2 separate regions of the Homo sapiens genome follow, and region 2 is linked to region 1. A link is a loop called in an ENCODE intact Hi-C map of the cell type or tissue named here. Cell type or tissue: mammary epithelial cell. All regions are shown on one strand.

Region 1 (2,500 bases):
GGTATGTATGTCTCTTTAAGAAGACTTAAAAAAATAGGGATTTTAATTCTGACTTTACTAGAAAAATCTATTTTTGATTTCTGGTGCTTTTGTGAGATTTTGGTACTTAATTACCATATGTTCCTGTCATGCGAATCCAGATCATCTTAATTAGGCACAGCGAGAAGAGCAGTAAGTACCAGACACTTCAGGGGACCCCAGCGGAGAGATTTTAGGATTTAGAGACCAGAGGCCTTAGGTACAAAACAGATTCTGCTCTTTCACAAAGCACAAAATATTTTAGCCATCTTGCAGAGGAGAATGTGGCTTGAGGCAGGAATCTCCAGAGTGTCCCACCTTTCCCAAGTCCCGCATACAGAAAAGAGCACAATGGTTTGGATGGGTGCAGTGGCTCATGCCTGTAATCTCAGCACTTTGAGAGGCTGAGGTGAGTGGATCGCTTGAGGTCAGGAGTTCGAGACCAGCATGGCCAACATGGCGAAACCCTGTCTCTACTAAAAACACAAAAATTAGCTGGGCGTGGTGCCTGTAATCCCAGCTACTCAGGAGGTTGAGGCAGGAGAATAGCTTGAACCTGGGAAGCAGAGGTTGCAGTGAGCCAAGATCACGCCATTGCAGTCCAGCCTGGGTGACGAGTGAATAAATAAATAAATAAATAATAATCTGTCTCAAAAATAAATAAGTAAACCCCTGTTGGATAAATATTTGCTGAATATCAGGATTAAGACACTGTGGGGACAGTGCCAATGATTATACATCATAAACAGCACAAAAATGACCAACGCGAACTTTTCTTTTCTTTTTTTTTTTTTTTTGAGACGGAGTCTTGTTCTGTCGCCCAGGCTGGAGTGCAGTGGCCAGATCTCGGCTCACTGCAAGCTCCGCCTCCCGGGTTCATGCCATTCTCCTGCCTCAGCCTCCCGAGTAGCTGGGACTACAGGCGCTCACCACTACGCCCGGCTAATTTTTTGTATTTTTAGTAGAGACGGGCTTTCTCCGTGTTAGCCAGGATGGTCTCGATCTCCTGACCTCGTGATCCGCCCGCCTCGGCTCCAAAAGTGCTGGGATTACAGGCGTGAGTCACTGCGCCCGGCCCGAACTTCTCTTTATAGGTAGTCTTAAAATGTCACTGGAAATGTTTTGAACAGCAGTCTTTTGTTACTGCAAAAATTCAGCAAGTCAATTATATGGGCCGGGAGGAATTTACACTTTAACTCCCTTGCACATTTGCCGTTCACTTACTTACTCGTGGGGAACAGTGAAAAAGCTGGGATGGAAGTGAGGCTTTCTTCACCACATCGATGGCCCACATTTTCCCATGCTGTGAACTCCATCATGAATACCTGAGGCCAATTTTCTTAAATCAGATTTCCCCTTACTTAGAATTGGTATTGCATATGCATGTTTCCTGCAGGAATGCAAGTCTTAAAGGGCAGCAAAATGTAGAAGTCGTTTACTACTGCAGAATGTCCCATCAAGCAGCTGTACTTAACTTAGGAAAGCATTAAGTGAAGATTGGACACAAGGGGACAGTATTGCTCAACAAAGGTTCTTTGCTGCTGCTGGTGAAGTTGGAGTTTTTAACCTGCTCTCTTCTAAATATGTAAATGTATAAATAATGCTCTTTGCTCATTTTTCTACAAAGACCCTTAAGCAATTAAAAACACATCAAAGAAATCAGTATGCATGAGCTTTTTAGTGTGTCTATTGATTGTTTTTTAAGTAAATATTTTTAAGGATTTTTTTTCCCTCCCAGTTTTTATGAGACTGGCTGGTTATTAGCAAAGATAAAAAACTGCTCCTTTTCCTGGAAGAGGCTGTTCTTTATCAGTAGTGCTGGGACATTCAGCCCTGGAGATATTAATATTCTTAAGATTCAGGAGGTTCTGTTCTCCGAGGAGAAACTGATCTGTGGGGAACCTATTGAATCAGGATCTCAAAATTGTCACCCGTTTCTTCTGGGTGGAAATTGTCACCACTTAAAGGGGCCACTGAGTGGTCTCAGATCACACTGCCAGTTTTTCATGTCCACACTGGTGTGCTCCACATTTAGGCCTCAGTGTTCTGGGCCCTGCCTCATCCTCGCGTTGCTCTGAGCCAGCCTCCTGTTGCGTTGTTGCATTGATTAAAACCACAAGCGCGTGGATTTCTCCGTTTTTTTAAGATTTCTTACTAGAAGTTGTTGGAATGCTGAGTATTTTCCTCCTTCCACTGAGCTGTGTCTGCCATGGGCCTCCCTTCAACAAGGCTTTCCTTCTTGTATTCATGGCCGGACCCCCTGGTGTGGCCTCATTTCCAGATTCCCGCTCTCCCTCCCCAGAAATGGTTTCCATATGTGACCCCACGCGCTCTGGGCAGGCACCTTTGGAGGGGCTGACCTCCCAGCTCTCTTCTCTGCAATCATCAACTCACACCTCCTGGGTTTCCTTCCAGGCTGCAGAGCTGAGAGCTGAGAGCTAAGAGCCCACAGGCAGAGGGCCCTCTCCAGGCAGGTTTTATC
Region 2 (2,500 bases), 980 kb after region 1:
GCAATAATTCCTTTCAGTGATTCTAGAAAATGTCAACTTGCTGTGATGAAGGACATGCAGAGCCATCCTTACATGTATTTCCAGTGTCAGTGGAGGTAGAATTATTATCTTCTAGAGCAATTGTTCTTAAATTTTAGGAAATGTAAAACCACCTCAAAGTAGTTGCATATTTCTGAGATGTACATCAAGGTAGTCTAATTCCAGGGACTGGGGGTTTGACAAACATCTCTAGTAATTCTCAAGCAGGTGATGCCTGGCATATTGGTTTAATCAATGCCCAAGAAAGCCTACAGGCTCTTGGATGCACCCTCATTGGCCAGTGTACATTTTTCCCCTCTGGGGAACAGCTTTCATACCTTGGCTGTATTCTGTGTTCTGGGAAAAGCAGTTCGATTCATCACACCTCACCCTGTATTCCAGTTCTTTCTCACCTGCTATGGGTTCTGGGAAGCCCGTGGCATCTCATGCTTCCTAGGATCTAGTTACTTTCAAAACAATAGGGGTTAATTCTGATAAGAAATTCTCCATGGTTTCCTAGATATCTCAGGGACATTGCACTCTCTCTTTCCTCTCATGAGCCAGGTTTAAAAGGCTATGAAAAGGTATGACTCTAGATGGAAACATCTGATCCAGACGTGGTTGGCTCAAAAAGTCAGAAACATTTTACAGTAAGGATGCTTCTTTCTTCTACATAACTCTTCTTCCTCTTCCACACAACTAAGGATATTGTCTATTTTTCCAGGAATTGGAGAATACAGAAGAAAGAGGACTGAAAGTAAATGGGGCTGAATAGAAAAAAATATTTTAAAGTATGAGTTCATAATAGCTGGAGCTGGTGAGTCACAGGGAGGAGCTAAGAAAAGTTTCTTCATTTGACATGTAAGTGTAACCACCTTCCCAAGCAGAAATAGCACCATCTGTATCAACCATTCCCAAACTTTGCTCCAAGAAAATTAAATGAGTTACAGGATTTACATTGCAGGGCAGTGGAGCAAGTCCCCGAAATTCAGTGCTTGTTTTCCATGTAGTTAGTGCCCCCTAGTGGCCGAGAGGACCTTCCCTCATCTTGGAGGCCCCTCCAATCAGATCTGTCCCTTGAATTAATGTTGAGTCCTTAGTTGCTTGTGAGATGACCAGGGACTGAAGACCGAGGTTGGGAATGGAAGCAACTTCACTGACTTGGGGGCATACTGTGTGCCAAGCATTTCCCATTGATTGTCTCATTAAATCCTTCAAAATCCATGACAGGGTTACAATTAGGACCCCATTCTACTGTTCAGTAGTTGAAGTGCAGTTAAGTTCCTTGTCTAAGCAACCTGAGGGGAAGGACTGCAGAAAGATCCTGGGGTCATGGGCTCTCAGCACATGGCAAGAAGGAAAGGGAGAGAAGCTGCACCTCGCATTCCTCTGGGGGTGCCTCTTTGCCAAGTCAGCCCTGCTGCACGGTGTTTCCCCTTTGCCGAAGGCTGCTGATGCATCTCCAACCCTTTCTTGGGATGAGCTGCAGGTGGCATCAGGAAGCCTATGGCGTGGAGAGCCCTCAGGACTGAGTTTTTCCAGGGATAATTACTCTGGCAGCATTTGTTTTTTGTGCCTGATGATTTGATTCAAAAAGAGTTGTTTTTCTCTCTTTCTATAAAACCAAAAACGCTGCACCCGTAGGGAGATTTCTCTGTTTTTTTCTCCCCACTTTTCTAGTCACATACAATGACCTATTGTTCAGACCCTTACAGGAGCCCCCCTTTATGGTCTATGTCTATATGGAAATTGCTTTTCACACTAAAACTAGACTTGCACCAAGTCTATCCTGTAGGTAGTGGAGGTCACTTGTTTAATTTGAATTGTTGATTGACAATTAGAGCACACTGGGAATTTTAGATAAGACCCTTCACCCAATCCATCCTGATGGAAGGGTGAGGGCCACAGTGTCTCATTCAATAACGTAGAAACTGGAGGTGCTTAAATAGTGAGAATTACGTCCAAATGATAAATGATTTGTGTAAAACCCTAGGGTTTTGCCTAGAGTAATATTAAACCTACTGCCAGAAAAACATTTAATGTCAGAAAGAAAATGCTGGAAATGAGCCGGCTTCACTCTATTTGCATGAGGCATGCTTGAGGATGAGGACATCTTGGTCCTCGCTGCAATAAGCTCGGCCTGGATGGTGCCAAGGAAAAATGGCTGAGACCAGGATGGTGGAGGTCACTACAAAGCTGATCTGCAGGCATCTTCTGCCCAAGAGTCCCCCTGAGCAACCATAGGATACAGGGCCCTGCCTTGGGCAGCTACAGAGAAATCACATTCACCTGCAGAGCTCCTGCTGCTTTCAGCAGCACAAGGTGTAGCAGTAGTGAGAACCGTCTTCAGAAAGGTGCTGCCCTCTCACGTCACAGGGCAACTGGCTTGAAAAGCCATACCTTGGCTTCAAAGGAGGCCAAGCATATAATTATAAGGAGGTAATGAGAGGTGTTTTTAACTCTGTGTTTTAGACAGGCAAAT

The links. A loop is a pair of places that touch in the nucleus more often than their neighbours do. Peaks named below come from ENCODE experiments on the same cell type or tissue, not always from the same donor. Only the 100,000 strongest peaks of a DNase experiment are listed, where the experiment ranks them.
Region 2: it touches region 1 in a loop (5-fold over the local background); 2 of 110 quality-filtered maps call a loop at or near these places.

What each region holds. Positions count from the first base shown.
Region 1 is chr21:39,137,361-39,139,860 of GRCh38, reverse strand. No RefSeq gene overlaps it. Among named protein-coding and RNA genes, the nearest start is that of PSMG1, 45 kb to the left of the region's middle. RefSeq lists an enhancer at 1,713-2,500. In mammary epithelial cell, CTCF peaks have their summits at 1,519 (motif pointing right) and 2,474 (motif pointing left); no DNase peak of the experiment used is centred here.
Region 2 is chr21:38,158,006-38,160,505 of GRCh38, reverse strand. All of the region lies in intron 1 of LOC124905020 (a long non-coding RNA gene), which reads right to left. Among named protein-coding and RNA genes, the nearest start is that of DSCR8, 38 kb to the right of the region's middle. In mammary epithelial cell, a CTCF peak has its summit at 1,039 (motif pointing left); a DNase peak (open chromatin) is centred at 945.